Linked DNA regions of Mus musculus: region 1 is linked to region 2. A link is a loop called in an ENCODE intact Hi-C map of the cell type or tissue named here. Cell type or tissue: heart. All regions are shown on one strand. Links, peaks and the distances in the headings refer to the core of each region. The heading gives the core; the rest is flanking DNA.

Region 1 (8,328 bases), core at 139-8,138, 49 kb after region 2:
GAAGCCTAGCAGTGCTCCTTAGTCTCAGGCTGGGGTGGACCAAGCCCGAGGCCGGGAAACCGCCGGGCTCAGGGAGAAGGACCGAGGGTCGTGTGGGGGAGGGGCGCAACAACCTTCGCAGCCATTTTGTCCTCGCCCCACTTCCGTCTTCTCTTCCCGGACTCCCCCTCCCTCAGGCTCTTCTCTCAGGCAGCCCGGGGTCCCAAGAGGTAGGGATCCGGCCGAACGCTGCTCTCATTGGTCCGTCGCGGAGGTACCCGCCTTCCTCCCAGGGCATCCTTCCGCCCCCTCCCGCCTGCGCTGCCGGGTCGCGCACGCGCACTCGCCGGCGACCCTCTCCCCTCCCCCAGCAGCTCTGAGTGACAGAGGACTCCCGCGCGCGGGCTCCCGGCGCCCCGCCTTCTCCGCTCCCCCCGGGCCGTTCCCAGAGCGGGGGCGAGCGTGAAAGTTCCAGAACGCCGCGGTCGTGCGTCATCGCGAGGCGGGGCGGGGAGAAGGCGGGACCTAGGCGAGCGTTCTGGCTCTTCATTAGTGCAGTCGGCAAGGGCTGGTCGTCCATTGGCTAAGAAGCTATGATCGGCAGCGGGATGGGGCGGCACCCTTCTGGAAGGTTCTAAGACAGGGTATAAGAGAGAGGGAAGCGGGCGGAAACCGGTCTCATTGAACGCGGAGGCAGCTGCCTGGCATTTGTGTGGTCTCGTCGTCAGCGCAGCTGGGCCTACACACAAGGTGAGGCATGGGACTCGGGGGTTTGCGGGGGTCCGGGGTGGTGCAGGAGTCCCGGGGAGTCTCTTAGGCGGCGGCTGCAGCTCAGGCCGTCACCACCAGGGACAGAGACTGCAGCAGATCCGGAGGATGGGCTGAGTCAGGGCGGCGCCGCCATGGCCTTGTGGCTCCGCGTGGCGGGGGAGGGGAGCCACAGGCGCCCTGGTCTTTTTATCCTGTCTGTGACTTCAAATATAAGGCTTCTGCCCGGCGCCCACAGGGCAGGGCCCCCCGAGGTGGGAAAGGGGGATCCTGGCTCCCGCGGTGCGCGGTCCGGGTGGGGGGGGTTCGGGGGGCGCTCGGAGGTGGCCACGTGCTCCACCATTGTCGCAGACCTTTAGGACAGATGGTTCCTTGAGCCTTGGGCGGGCTGTGCCAGGCTTGGCACAGACCACCTATACTGCAGCACTGCTGCCACGAGCCTGCCGCGTGGCTTCAGGTGATAGGTCTGGGTCACCAAGTCCAGACCCACTGCGGACTGGATAAAAGCCGGAAAGCGAGTGCTTAGCCCCCCTCCTTTTTTTTTCTAATAGCAACCATGTCTAAGGGACCTGCAGTTGGCATTGATCTCGGCACCACCTACTCCTGTGTGGGTGTCTTCCAGCATGGAAAGGTGGAAATTATTGCCAATGACCAGGGTAACCGCACCACGCCAAGCTATGTTGCTTTCACGGACACAGAGAGATTAATTGGGGATGCGGCCAAGAATCAGGTTGCAATGAACCCCACCAACACAGTTTTTGGTAAGTCGCCAGCATCTTTGTGCCACTAGCATGAGTAAAAGGGCTGGGGGGCAGGGCATTTGGAATGTAGAAACAGATCTGCCTTAATAACTGCAGCCTGAGATTGCAACTGTTTAAATATGACAATATAAGGCCACAAGATTTTAAATATGGGCCTTGGCTTCCTGCACTAGAGATTACGTCCATCTAGATGGGTGCTGCAGGTTTTTGTTTTCTGTTTTTTTGGTTTTTTTTTTTTTTGCAGTGATAGGCACTAAGGAGTGTGATGAGGTATGTTTAATATTTTACAGATGCCAAACGTCTGATCGGGCGTAGGTTTGATGATGCTGTTGTTCAGTCTGATATGAAGCACTGGCCCTTCATGGTGGTGAATGATGCAGGCAGGCCCAAGGTCCAAGTGGAATACAAAGGGGAGACAAAAAGTTTCTACCCAGAGGAAGTGTCCTCCATGGTTCTGACAAAGATGAAGGAAATTGCAGAAGCGTACCTCGGAAAGGTGGGTTTTTTTTTTAACAGGTGCCATTTGAGATGGGTGTTACCTTTATGTTTAATTCACACATTCTGATCGGGAATTTGCCAACCAAACAATTGTGCAATTCATTGTTTTTTAGACCGTTACCAACGCTGTGGTCACAGTGCCCGCTTACTTCAATGACTCTCAGCGACAGGCAACAAAAGATGCTGGAACTATTGCTGGCCTCAATGTACTTCGAATCATCAATGAACCAACTGCTGCTGCTATTGCTTACGGCTTAGATAAGAAGGTAGGCATTTCAAATCAAGTACAACTTTGTTAGGGTTAACTTGCCAGAAACAGGCCTGAGCTAAGAATGTCTTATTTGACAGGTCGGAGCTGAAAGGAATGTGCTCATTTTTGACTTGGGAGGTGGCACTTTTGATGTGTCAATCCTCACTATTGAGGATGGAATTTTTGAGGTCAAATCAACAGCTGGAGACACCCACTTAGGTGGAGAAGATTTTGACAACCGAATGGTCAATCATTTCATTGCTGAGTTCAAGCGAAAGCACAAGAAAGACATCAGTGAGAACAAGAGAGCTGTCCGCCGTCTCCGCACGGCCTGCGAGCGGGCCAAGCGCACCCTCTCCTCCAGCACCCAGGCCAGTATTGAGATTGATTCTCTCTATGAGGGAATTGACTTCTATACCTCCATTACCCGGGCTCGATTTGAGGAGTTGAATGCTGACCTGTTCCGTGGCACACTGGACCCTGTAGAGAAGGCCCTTCGAGATGCCAAGCTGGACAAGTCACAGATCCATGATATTGTCTTGGTGGGTGGTTCTACCAGAATCCCCAAGATTCAGAAACTTCTGCAAGACTTCTTCAATGGAAAAGAGCTGAACAAGAGCATTAACCCCGATGAAGCTGTTGCCTATGGTGCAGGTAAATACATACAGCCTTTATAGTCTTTATAATCTCAACAAGTCCTGTAAGATTCGCTGTGATGATGGATTCCAAAACCATTCGTAGTTTCCACCAGAAGTACTGTGTTGGCTAGTTCCTTCCTTGGATGTCTGAGCGAATGAAACATACATATGTTGAGTAGACTGCAGTTACAGTGCGTTGTTTCTAACATTTTTTTTCTTTTTATAGCTGTCCAGGCAGCCATTCTATCTGGAGACAAGTCTGAGAACGTTCAGGATTTGCTGCTCTTGGATGTCACTCCTCTTTCCCTTGGTATTGAAACTGCTGGCGGAGTCATGACTGTCCTCATCAAGCGCAATACCACCATCCCCACCAAGCAGACACAGACTTTCACCACCTACTCTGACAACCAGCCTGGTGTACTCATTCAGGTATGTTGTCCCTAGAATTTTGTAGCTTGTATAGAAAGCCCAGGGAAGTTCCTCGCTGTGATGATGGATTCCAAAACCATTCGTAGTTTCCACCAGAAATGCTGTGTTGGCTAGTTCCTTCCTTGGATGTCTGAGCGAACTTATCTTCCCCAAATTTGAGCTTAAGCCACACGAGCAGTAGTTTCTAAAATTGGATGTCTTAATTTTTATTGTCTCTTCTAGGTGTATGAAGGTGAAAGGGCCATGACCAAGGACAACAACCTGCTTGGAAAGTTCGAGCTCACAGGCATCCCTCCAGCACCCCGTGGGGTCCCTCAGATTGAGGTTACTTTTGACATCGATGCCAATGGCATCCTCAATGTTTCTGCTGTAGATAAGAGCACAGGAAAGGAGAACAAGATCACCATCACCAATGACAAGGGTAAGTATGGACCTGCTGCTTTCTTTCTGAATAGAAAGAACAAGGTTTGCTCTTACCATTAAAGAGACATGCTCATGATTTTGTAACTTTCATCATCAGGCCGCTTGAGTAAGGAAGATATTGAGCGCATGGTCCAAGAAGCTGAGAAGTACAAGGCTGAGGATGAGAAGCAGAGAGATAAGGTTTCCTCCAAGAACTCACTGGAGTCCTATGCCTTCAACATGAAAGCAACTGTGGAAGATGAGAAACTTCAAGGCAAGATCAATGATGAGGACAAACAGAAGATTCTTGACAAGTGCAATGAAATCATCAGCTGGCTGGATAAGAACCAGGTATGTGTTTTGCCAATAAGTAGATGTTCATTCAGAAAAGGGCTGAGAGGGGTCACAATGATGATGAATGGTCCAAACATTCGCGGTTTCCACCAGAACGCAAGGCAGTGTTGGCAGTTACCTTCCTTGGATGTCTGAGTGACTCAATAGCTAAGGGTTCTTTAGGCTTAGTTGTCAGTCTCCTCCCCCCAAAGTAATTGGAGATCTTTTAATAAATTTGATTTCTTTTTTCTCAGACTGCAGAGAAGGAAGAATTTGAGCATCAGCAGAAAGAACTGGAGAAAGTCTGCAACCCTATCATTACCAAGCTGTACCAGAGTGCAGGTGGCATGCCTGGGGGAATGCCTGGTGGCTTCCCAGGTGGAGGAGCTCCCCCATCTGGTGGTGCTTCTTCAGGCCCCACCATTGAAGAGGTGGATTAAGTCAGTCCAAGAAGGTGTAGCTTTGTTCCACAGGGACCCAAAACAAGTAACATGGAATAATAAAACTATTTAAATTGGCACCATACAGTTGTCCTGACTGAGTTAAATGTAAGAAACAGGGACAGGTTGAGACGGTCTTGTCTCTAGCTGGCCTAGGATTTAGGTGCTTCTCAAGCTGGGAGAGCCAACACTGCCAGTAAGCAGGTCTAGCCCCAGGCTACAGGTTTACCTTGAACCTGGATAACATTTGACAAGCTAAATGAACACAGGGTGCTGGTTCTCAGCTATGAAATCTATGGGTGCAGATGGGGACTTGGCCTTCTAAGTCCATTTGCTTGTATAATCTAGTGTTAAACTGCCACCTAGTGGCCAGCCTTGTTTCAGAGGTCTGCATGCAGCAAAGCCTAGTAACTTGATGTAGTACTAATAATTAGGGGAGAATAAAGGCTCGCCTTTAATGCCAGTACTTGGGAGGTAGATTCCTGAGGCCAGCCGGGTCTACCAGAGTTCCAGGGCTAAACAAACCCTGCTTTTTTCATCTGCTGGGAGTACTGTCATGCTGAGTGAGGTCCATCTGCAGCCTCTGGCACTTGGTATTTCTAATACTACTGGATGTTTTGCCTTGGCAGGAGACTGCTCTTCTAGTTCCCTAATGTTGGGATTAAACTGCCATTCTACTGTACTGAAAGTTGGGGAGATACATGTAATTTAATAGGATAGGGTACTTAGGTCCAGACAACCAACTGCAAGGAAATTTTTCTGTGCAGCGTTCATCTGAAACCCATGGTGGTTGCTGTTATAAGAACATTTCAGTTTTCCTTTTTAAGTGATAGTGTGGGTGCACAACTGGGGTTAGAATAGATCAAATGTGTATTTTGGGGACTGAAGGCAGGCAGTAGGCTTGCTAGTACAACTGTTCCCCTGCCCCCTACACTTGGAAGTCATGCCTGGGCTTGCACAAAATGGTTAAACTGATTTTGCTGAGAATTGTGTAGTACTAAAAGTGAAAACTAAGTTTATGGAAAAGCCTTGGAATTAAGTCAAGTTATAAGTAAAACTAGAGGATGTTAAGCGTGAGCCACTGCTTTCAGTTTTGAAGGGATCCTAAATCCGTTTTACATGGATTAGAATACTTACCTTTTTCCTGGCTATTCAAGCTGGTTTCAGGTTTCCCTGGAAAGTACTGACAATCACTACCAAGCCAGTCTTAGTTAAAATTTAACTATAATGCATCTTTAGTGCTATATTTCACAAGTAACAGACCTTTAAACTAAGGGAAATGCTTTTGCTATGAGCCACAGCAAAAGTTCTCCACAGTAGTACAGTATTTCAATGTAATTTGAGTTCAAGGCTCTAGGCTTATAGGTGGAATAACCCTTTTCTTCATGGGAAGACATTTTACAAGTGTTCCTTGTGCTTAATGACTTGACGTCTTTGTCCAGCAGATGGCAGTGGTAGCTAATTATAAAGCAACTGCCAGGGTCCTTGGGAAAGCTACTGGAGCTTTTTTTTTTTTTTTTTCCTCCAAGGTAGGCTTTCTTTAGCCCTCAAACTCTGCCAACTTCTGCCTCTGCCTCCTGAGTGTTGGGATTAGCATGATCCACCATACCCCACTAGAACATTTGTCAAATGGGAGCAGGTGCCTTTTGCTTATTGGCAGCATCGCAAAGGGCTTGAAGTTAACCCTGGGCTTGCACAAGATGGTTAGTGCAAGCTAGTGATAGACCAACCCAAAGTCAAACATCCATATTCCTGAGTATGGCATTGTAGAATGAGCAAGTGCCTGGTCAGGAATGGTGTGGGGTCTGGCTTGAGTAAAGTTTAGTGCTTATGAGTGAGAAGAGTGGAACAAAGACACAGTGGTCAAGGAGTCTTTCTTCTGAGCTGATGTTTGGCAAGGCTGCTGGGCACTGTGGCTCAGCTCAGGCGGTAATGCTTGGCCAGCAGGATTCAGTCTTGGCACCACACCAAACTTGGTGTGATATGGTAGCACTTGGGAGGTGAAAAGGAAAGGATCAGAAGTTCAGGGTCCTCTGTAATGGGATAGTGAGTTGAGTTCAAGGTCAGCCTTGGCTCTAGCAACCGACTCTTAAGACGAGAGCTATAACAATTCATATACCATCTGCTTTGCTCTGGGGATGTGGTAGATATACTTTGTGTACATTCAAAGAACGATGCAAAACAATCTAGTCAAGAAAACCCTATAGCATTATTGCTGTGGTTTTTTTGGCCCCACACTCCCTTAGCTATCCATTCTGAACACTTTGGAGACAAGGAAGGCACAACACATGGTCTTTTGTGACTGTCTTAACGTTTTCCACCAAGCTGCTGTAGGCAGGGAAGAGCAAATGGGAGAGAACTGTTAGAGTAGTTGGGAAGATTGAGAAGGAATAGAAGAAGTAAAAGTGTATTCTCACAAGTACGTAAGGGTAGGAGACATGCCTCCTGGCTGCAATCTAGCATTTAGGAGATAGAGGCAGGAAGAATGCAATGGTGAGACTATCTGATGTTTTGATGCGTTGGGGCTCAATTCAAACCAAATAGTTTCCACTCTCAGGAAATACTAGAGACTTGAGACTTGAAAGGCGGCCAGCTGCAAGCAATGATGTCAATTGGAAGTAGCTTGGGAAGTTCAACAGAAGCTCTTTGTTGCTTTGCTATTTCTTGGGTTTCTGTCCAGAGACCTGCAGTGCCCTCTAACGTTGTGCAACGATGAGCAGATTACGTTTCAGGAACTACCTAAGAAGTGGGGGTTACAATATTCGACCTTAGGATCGTCAGGAGAATGAAGTGAGCCCGTGTGTGCAAACCATTTAGCCCTGCAGCTGACTTGGGAAAGGGCTCCGTAAATGGGCTATCATTAGCTATGAGTGCACACTATTTCCTAAGGGTCCCATACAGAGCGACACACACACACACACACACACACACACACACACACACACACACACACACAGAGAGAGGTACTTTAAAACAACAGACTTACTGTCTCCAGTGGAGAGACTGAAAGTCTGAAATCAACATTTGGATGAGAGCCATGCTTGTCAGGGAGGGAATCTTCTGACTCTCCAGTCACCTGCTGCCCTACTGTGCTGCTTGTCACTGTGTACATTTAGCCTTTTAGAAGCACAACCTTAAACATTAGCTTCCCAGGCAGCTGTGCACGGAAAGTCATTCTCGGAGGTTCTGGGATTAGAACTCAGTGACAGGTCAGCCCACAGCCCACAGCCATCACATTCCAGGTTGTCAAAGGGAAAGAAGCTTCCCAATTCGTGTGCAAAACCAGAAAGGGAACCCTAGGACAAAATCCAAATTCCTGTTCTTCAGTGAGATGGAGTGTCAGGTCTTTTAACTGCAGTCTTTCTCTGGAGCCGCTCCCCACAGCAGGCTACCAGCTGTGGGGCTCTTTTTCCTTCCTACTTTGTCATCCCTCCGTTGCCCCTCCGGATTCCCAAACAATGCCTAATTCTATTATTTCCAGTCATTTCCTCGTGGATGGCGGTTTATTTCTGTCATCAAGTCTCTGATGAAATCTATAGCTGTGAAATGTTTAGTCCAATCCCAACAAATCGTGTATAGTGGTAACATGTCACAGGCAGCCCGCGGCCTGCATTACGTGGTAATTTGGAAGAGAGAGAAGTGATAATATAAGGCTGGGCTTCCTTTGTGAGCTCGCATTAATGCTGTAGCTGGTGATGTCAACTGACAGCCCATCGATTTGGGCTAATAGTGCACGGAGGGGGCAGAATGGGGGCAAGGCAGGGAATAAAGGATATTGACGTCCAGCCACCAGGATCCCGGCAGCTTTTAATCTATTATTGCCCTCTTTT
Region 2 (8,328 bases), core at 315-8,314:
CACACACTGATTGACACAAAAGCCATGAGGAGCCCTTCAGACACATCCGGTGCTGCCCCCTGCCTTCCCACACAAGAAGTCCTGTTCATTGTCATTTTGTAAATGTTTTCCCCTCTGGGTTGAAGGATTATGCATGCTGTCCAAGGGACCTACAACTGAGGTCTAGCCTCAGCCATCTTTTCACTCTTTATTTTGACATGGAATTTCACTGAATTGCCCAGTAACTTGCTGGTCTTGTGGTCACACTATTAGTCCAAGCAAACCTTGACAGTGTGAGCTTCCTACTTCAGCTCCCCTTGTCACTGGGATTACAGGCCTGGGCCTCCAAGCCTGGCTCTTTTGCCATCTTTTAAATATTTGGGAAGACAGATGTTAGACTGCCCTGTAGTATTCTGTCCTGCTGACTTTCACCTATAATTGTGCTAACTGTACTTTAGACATGACTCTCCAACTTCATCACTTCCTGCTTACAATCCTCTGACAGCAAATTTCTATTGTTTTTTCCATCAAAGCCTCATCCAGCTTTTAATGCCTAGCACTGCACATAGCTGTGCTTAATGTAACGGCTTGGCTCCTATAAAATGCAGTGGGCTGTCACTCCTGTGTCTGCAACATCATACTGCCAGGAGTGCAGCCTTGCGCTTAAATTCACAGTCATATCAACCAGTGGTCCATTAAACTCTTATTTGATTCCAGGTTCCGACCCTGTACTTGTGTCTGGATGTAACTCCCAACATATCTCTATCAAAGTTCTCTTTCTGTTTGGCTCAGACTCCCAGCTGGCAAGACAATTATGTATCTACCTCCAGAGTGCCCAATGAGATTAACTTGTCTACCTAGCTTGGTGCATACATAGTTAATAGAAATGATCTGTTTCCCACTGTACTGGGGTGCGGGGAGGGTGACCAGACGGGAGCTATCTCCATGGTGCTTCCTATAAACCACATGGCTTCAGTTTTTGCTAAACAGAACGGATAGCATCAGTTCACTCTGTAGTCACTGGCCTCACTTGGGACGAGGCTTTGGAAGGAGCTGAGTTAGTTAACTGTTAAAGTAATTGAAGGTAGCCAGGCGTGGTGGCGCATGCCTTTAATCCCAGCACTCAGGAGGCAGAGGCAGGCAGATTTCTGAGTTCAAGGCCAGCCTGGTCTACAAAGTGAGTTCCAGGACAGCCAGAGCTATACAGAGAAATCCTGTCTCGAAAAACCAAAAAAAAAAAAAAAATTGAAGGTATCATTAACCATCAGCTGTCTGAGGGCCATAGGGGACATGAGGCCCACGTCTTTGTATTCCTAGTGCCATCTGCACTTGGTAAGTAAAGAGAACACTGGAAGTTCTTAATGTGGGCAGCCACATTAAATCACATAATAGCCAGCCTGTCACAGAGCGGGGAAAGGGTGAGTCCTCATCCCTTCTTTCTTTCCTCCCTTTTTGAGACATACATTCACTGTGTAGCCTTAATTGACCTGGAATTCATTGTATAGGCAAGGCTACCTTCAAACTCAGAGATCCACCTGTCTCTGCCTCCAATGCTGGGATTAAAGGTGGCCACTGCCACACCTGACATGAGCTTTGGCTTTGATCAGCCTTTGTTTCATCTGAAAACTTAAGTGCTGGGGTGCAGGAATCACCTCACAAACCATACAGTGACAGTCAGAAAGGGATAGTTTACTGGGCATACACCCCAAATTCGGGAATTGAACCATGACACTGAGTTAGGATTCTATAGGGTTTTTTAAGCCCCAAATCCACAAATATCTATGCCAAGTTATTTCACCAATCAGGATTTAGGGATAGGGGATTTCCTAAGGAACTTGTCTTAGTTGTATGTTTATCCTGTTTCCATTGGTTGGGTATTGAACTGTGGCAGGGGACTTGCCTTGTCTAATATTCATGTCCTAACTTGACATGAATCAAGGGCGGGGCTTGCCTTGTCTAACATTCATATTTTAACTTGTCTACCAGGATGGGACTTGTCTAACATTCATGTAATTAACTTGCCAACCAGGATGGCAGTTACCCACATACATGTCTCTTTCTGCCAAGTAGGATGTCAGTTCCCAGGGAAGTCTTGAGAATTTAAACTTTACTCGACCACTACTCAAAATGAAAATCTTACTCCAAATAATTTCTTAAATTAGTGCAGGTGTCTCTCTTATATTGGGGTCCATCCTAGGGGCAGCTTATATCATAAAAGCTTATACACAGCTGCAGGAAGAGCTGTTGGGGAGTTGGTTCAGGTCCAAGCTTATTACAGGTAACGATACAAAACAGTTCTACTGTCTTCTATCAGGATCGGTTTCCAAGGGCTCAGAACGTAACAGAATATGTACTCAATCTTGGCATTAGAGGGTTTCTTAGTAACAGCAGAAACATATGAGAAAATTTCCTTATAAAGGCAGGCTAGCCAGGTAACAGTTACCCAGGCCTTAACATTTTATCTAGGCCATAACATTCCACCTAAGACCTAATATTTTACCTAAATCCTAATACTTAGGGCTAGGGATGTAGTTCCGTGGTTAAGTATTTGCCCAACATGTACAAGGCCCAGGGCTTTGAGCCTCAGCCCTACAGTAACAAATCACAGAGGAAAAACCTATCCCCAAAGCCAGGTGTGGTGGCGCACGCCCTTAATCCCAGCACTTGGGAGGCAGAGGCAGGCGGATTTCTGAGTCCGAGGCCAGCCTGCTCTACAAAGTGAGTTCCAGGACAGCCAGGGCTACACAGAGAAACCTTGTCTTGAAAAACCAAAACCAAAAACAAAAAACAAAACAAAACAACAACAACAATAACAAAAACCTATCCCCATTATTGTTTCCGTCAATACTGGGCTCTCATTACTCATATTCTATTATTCCCCTCTCCCTCTCCTCCTTTCCTCTTTTTGTCCCCTTCACCATCTTCCTGTCACCTTCTCCTTATCCCCAACCCCTCCTTTCTTTTCTTCTTCCTATCGTTTACTTAAAACCCAGCCTAGGGTGTGGAGCTAAATCCCTGCGACCCATCTCCTGACTAAAGCCTAGTCCTTGTGGCCACCCCACTATTTCAGAGACTCCTGGAACAAATGTCCTCTCAGGGGGACACCATCCCAGTTTCCAGATGTTTGAAATTCCGCTGGCCTCATTCCTTTAGCTTTTGGCTTTGTCTAAATACCAAATATGTTTGCATTAAAGAAGTCGCTGAAATAGGTCTGGTCTGGTGGTTAGCAACACATAGCCTATGTAGTTTTTTTCTCTCCTCTGAAGACCTTCATATGGAGATCCCGGAATGGGCTGGGTCCAAGGCTTAGAAGGAAACATATGCTGGGTAGAAAAGGAACCTCACTAGCTGTCAGTGAAGCTGGCAAGAGAGGCCACGTTCTCCCTCAGCTCCAGGTGCTCCCCCAGCTCCAGGTGCTCCCCCAGCTCCAGATGCTCCCCCAGCTCCAGGTGCTCCCCCAGCTCCAGGTGCTCCCCCAGCTCCAGGTGTTCCCCCAGCTCCAGATGCTCCCCCAGCTCCAGGTGCTCCCCCAGCTCCAGATGCTCCCCCAGCTCCAGGTGCTCCCCCAGCTCCAGATGCTCCCTCCACCTGGTGTGTTCTCCCTTCCCTCCAATCTGCAGCCACAGCATGCCTGACTCCCCAGAACACCTCACAATCCTGGTTTGCCTCCTTGTGCCTGTTTCTCTTTGTCTTTTACAACACAGTGTGACTGTCGTTAATAATAACCACCGTTTGTTGAGTGGGTGCCTTGTTAGATCTTTTACCCAGGCCATGTACAATCCTTCCAACAACCTTTCTTCGTTTTACAGAGAAGAAAAGGCGTGTTGGGAGTGGGGGTAGTGGTGCATGTCTTTAATCCCAGCACTCAGGAGGCAGAGACAGGCGGATCTCAGAGTCCGAGATCCTTGGTCTTCAAAGCAAGTTCCAGGACAGGCAGAACTTCACAGAGAAACCCTGTCTACAAATAAACAAACAAAAAACAAAAACAAGCAGAGAAGAAAAGGCTGAGAGAGGTCAGGAGACTGTCTAAATCCGGGTCCATGGTGCCTCATGAAATGTATACAGTGTTCCAGAAAGTGTGAATGCCTCACTCATGCATACACATACACCCCCACACCCCACAGGACTCTACAACTTGGCTTGAGTCACTGTGTGTCTTAATTTTTTTAAAGATTTATTTATTATGTATACATGTATGCCTGCAAGCCAGAAGAGGGGACCTGACCCCATTACAGATAGTTGTGAGCGACCATGTGGTTGTTGGGATTTGAACTCAGAGCCATCTCACCAGCCCGTGTCTTAATTCTTGATCTATACAATGAAATACGGCTTTTCCCTTTGTTTTTGTTCATTCTCTGTGTTTTGCTTTTAGACAGGATAAGTCAGTGTAGCCCAGGCTAACTTTGAAGTCACAGTATTCACAGCTTTTTCCCTGCTTCAGGCTTGCAAATATCCGAATGACTTTACTTTCTAATACCTTACTTTCTTACGTATATCCGATGCATCCATTCTCCTGAGGCTTACTGGAGCATTCTGGGTAAAGCAAAATATGGGGAAACTCCTCCCACTCAAGGTTAGTGAATACTAAATGTCCCCTAACCATTGAAAAATGTTCTCACTCAATGGAAGAAAGGGAGGCTACATCTGTGTCGCCCACTAGAGGGCACTGTACTGTATACTGCACAATGTGAAAGACCAGACTTTCGATCCCTGCCATGGGATGCTCTAACTTTGTAAACTCTGATCTACACAGGCTGGTAAATTACTTGGATGATAACTCCTACACCAAGAGCTGCGGCCTTGCCTAGAGCCTGCTTTGACTATACATTCAGGGGTCATTTCCTTAGTTCATTACTCGGAGCTTGGGAACATGTAGGGAGCCTGTACTCATGGGGTAACCTTTCAGGAAGAGCAAACATGGGTGACTAGGGACAAGTTGTCCGCCTTGGGCATTCAATGAGCTTTGGGAAAGTAGTAAAGTCTTATTTAGGAAGAAGAGAGGTTAGAGGTTGTTCTTTGGTCACGGCCCAGCCCACTATCCCTTATGAGAGGGGCGGGGGATATGAATATGTTTTTTGTTAAAACTCCTTCTTGCCTGGTCTTTTTGAAAAAAAGTCTGGAATGATCAAAGGAGTCCAATGAGACCCAAGGTTTTAGAGCGCAAAATCTTAAGCTAATCTTAAGCAGCAAGTACACGAAGAATTAGTCCCACCTTACCATGGAGGAGCACGGAGGGAGCGGTTTCCAGGGCAGCTGACCCCAGGCCGGGGGATGGGGGTGGGGGAGTGGCTGTTGATAACGCTAAGGCTGAGAGGTTCCCACTAGCACCTTGTTAAGTGTCTGAGTTGCCCGTGAAATCCCCACTAGGGAAAGCCCAAGGCTTCCAGGAAGGCGTTTTGCATATACACAAGAAGCCTCTTTCCAAACCCCGCTTCCTATCGATAAATACTGCAGCAAAAATTTCAAAAATTCTTCCCTTCCCTGAACCCCTGCGACTCACTAGCTTGGCCAGGCTGTGATCTCCTCCTAAGTTATACCGACTGTAAGGGTTTCTTCGCCCTAAGGTTGATCCCTGTTGCCCAGGAAATCCTATGCTAGCAGCCAGAGGGTGGCTGGACCTGCCCATTCCCTCTCACCCACCAGATGGCAGGCACATGCTAAGCAGTTCCCACAAACACTACCGAGGGCCCTGCCAGCTCAAACTGTAGATTCAACATATGGTAAAAATTATTTCTTAAGATGACCAAAAAAAAAAAAAATCCCAGAAATCTGGTAGCATCTTGGAGTTGGGGGGAGGGGGGAGGATGGTGGGGAGGAGGTGGGGGGGGGTCGGGAGGAGGGAGGACGGGGACTTAAGGTTCAAGAAAATAGGCAGATCCGTAGGCTCTGGTTGACACTCCCTGCCTCGCTGAAGTCGTTTGTATTCACGAAGGCACCCTCCTGGCGCTGCTGTATTTAATTCTGGATGTGTTATAAATAGAAGCTAGAGAGCGCAGTGTACACCGCCCACCACCTTGTTCCGGCCCTCTGGGGACATCGTCCAAATCTGGGCCTTTGTTTCCCTCTAGTGGCCTCCCTCAGCAAGTCTCACAGCAGAGCCTTTGCATTTGTTTATTCTGCATATAGCAAGGGCCTCCTGGATGCACGAGGGTGGTGTACAGTTCTTGAGCTTTGCACGAAGCTAAGACAACTCTGCGGGTTTCAGCGGCGAATGAAAGCTAGCGCATCCTCGGCCAAGCCCAACACAGTACAGTGCAGTCAGTTTCTCCGCTTTCCTGAGGGCTGCCATGTGGGCTGAAGGAGAACCGGCAATGTTATAGAGCATTTCCACTCTAAATGATTTAACCGGACCTCATCTCACGATGTTCCTCCCCTGTGCCAAGGTTCACTCAACAGTAAAATAGGTCTAAATGCTGACTGGCTATCTGCTATGTATTCAGACTCACAAAAGCAAAAACCAAAAGCAAAACTATGTTAGTTTACAGGAAATCTTCTCACATAGGCAGTAAAAGTATGATTTTGAAAGTATGATTTTGGGCTGGAGAGATGACTCAGCAGTTAAGAGCACTGACTGCTCTTCTGGAGGTCCTGAGTTCAATTCCCAGCAACCACATGGTGACTCACAACCATCTGTAATGGGATTGGATGCCTTCTTCTGGTGTGTCTGAAGACAGCTACAGTGTACTTAGATATAATAAATCTTTTTTTAAAAGTTATTTCTATATTGGTTGCACCACATAAGCTCGGCACATACACATTTGTTCAAATATAAGTGTAACACGTGTGTTGCATTTCACAGCCTTGCACTTTGCACCACATTTGTTCTAAAAGAACTTGACATCTGGGGTACACGTGATAAGAGAGGCAAGAATCCTGGTTTGGAAGAACAGCCAGTGCTCTTAACTGCTGAACCAACTCTCTGACCCCATCTTTTTTTTTTTTTTTTAAGATTTATTTATTATTATATATAAGTACACTGTAGCTGTCTTCAGATGCACCAGAAGAGGGCATCAGGTCTCATTATGGGTGGTTGTGAGCCACCATGTGGTTGCTGGGATTTGAACTCAGGACCGTCAGAAGAGCAGTCAGTGCTCTTACCCACTGAGTCATCTCACCAGCCCCTGACCCCATCTTTTTAATTTTTTTTTTTTTTTTACCCCGGGTGGCCCCAAACTTTTGATTCTCCTACCTTAGACTCCAAGTGATGGGATTAGGGGCACATGGACGTTAGAGTTGACCTTTGTTTTCTCTATTTTAAAGACAGGGTCTGACTGTCATGCTCAAGTTCAAGTGACCATCTAGGCTCAGCCTCCCAAGTAGCTGGGCTTATAGATGTGTTCCAGCATGACCAGCAAGGCACTCAGCGATACCAGCAGTTTCCTTTCTTTTAGAACCTTGAAGTGCTACCCTCTCCTAGACAGATGATTTCCATACAACATTTCTAATATTTACCAAGCCCTTGGAAGACTGTCCTGAACCCTGTAATTAGATGCCCATGAACTTCTCTAGATTTACATAATTCTCCTAGCATGAATAATTTCCCTTTATAGTACAATGGTGTTTGTCATGTTTTCATTCTCCGAAATGCACGCCGCTAGAAAGCGGAAAATCATTCTGTGGTTAGAGCAGCTCATTTGAAAATAAGAAGGCTCTCCTGAGCGTCAGGGCCTTTGAAACTTTGTAACTTCAGGCACTAGAGCTGCCTGTGTTGATGCAGAGATTCCGTGAGTGCCATCCTTCCAGAAGCTGCTGCTAGTAGACAGATGAAAGACATGGTTGTGACTGGGCAGTGGTGGCACATTCCTTTAATCCCAGCACTCCGGAGGCAGAGGCAGGCAGATACTGAGTTTAAGGCCAGCCTGGCCTATAGAGTGAGATCCAGGACAGCCAGGACCACACACAGAGAGAGAGAGAGAGAGAGACAGAGACAGACAGAGAGACAGAGACAGAGAGAGAAGCCTCAAGAAATAAACAAAAAATGAAAAACAAAAAGGAGCTGTTGACTTATATCATTTGTTTTATGTTGTTATTGAGTGCTAAGGACTGAACCTATTGCCTGGCAGTGGTGGCGCACGCCTTTAATCCCAGCACTTGGGAGGCAGAGGCAGGCAAATTTCTGAGTTCGAGGCCAGCCTGGTCTACAGAGTGAGTTCCAGGACAGCTAGGGCTATACAGAGAAACCCTGTCTCGGAAAAAAAAGAAAACAAAACTGAGCCTAGATCTTCTCACAAGCTAAATAAACACCCTCCCACTAAGCTAAATCCACAGGCTTCTTGCCTTTTTTTTTTTCTTCCATATTTAGTATTTTTGAGACAGGGTCTCACTGTGTGACCCTGGTTGTCTGGGAAC

What was found. A loop is a pair of places that touch in the nucleus more often than their neighbours do. Peaks named below come from ENCODE experiments on the same cell type or tissue, not always from the same donor. Only the 100,000 strongest peaks of a DNase experiment are listed, where the experiment ranks them.
Region 1: a loop joins it to region 2, with 6 times the contacts of the local background. A loop is called at or near these places in 21 of 42 quality-filtered maps.

Annotation. Positions count from the first base shown.
Region 1 is chr9:40,800,620-40,808,947 of GRCm38, forward strand. Hspa8 (heat shock protein 8) reads left to right here and starts at 657. Exons shown (of 9, transcript NM_031165.5): 1 at 657-729; 2 at 1,299-1,508; 3 at 1,799-2,004; 4 at 2,120-2,272; 5 at 2,355-2,910; 6 at 3,121-3,323; 7 at 3,546-3,744; 8 at 3,844-4,076; 9 at 4,313-4,583. The coding sequence starts at 1,304. The coding sequence ends at 4,498. Snord14c (small nucleolar RNA, C/D box 14C) reads left to right here and starts at 2,964; the gene lies at 2,964-3,050. Snord14d (small nucleolar RNA, C/D box 14D) reads left to right here and starts at 3,376; the gene lies at 3,376-3,462. It overlaps Snord14e (small nucleolar RNA, C/D box 14E), which reads left to right and starts at 4,129; the gene lies at 4,129-4,219. In heart, for the core only: CTCF peaks have their summits at 819, 4,872 (motif pointing left), 5,921 (motif pointing right) and 7,204; DNase peaks (open chromatin) are centred at 402, 1,342, 1,472, 4,872 and 1 weaker place; H3K4me3 peaks cover 3,754 bases; H3K27ac peaks cover 1,704 bases.
Region 2 is chr9:40,751,897-40,760,224 of GRCm38, forward strand. The region is part of intron 1 of Clmp (CXADR-like membrane protein); the gene reads left to right. Among named protein-coding and RNA genes, the nearest start is that of Hspa8, 45 kb to the right of the region's middle. In heart, for the core only: CTCF peaks have their summits at 4,637 (motif pointing right), 5,585 (motif pointing right) and 6,047 (motif pointing left); DNase peaks (open chromatin) are centred at 4,665, 5,295, 5,605 and 5,995; H3K4me3 peaks cover 1,710 bases; H3K27ac peaks cover 1,753 bases.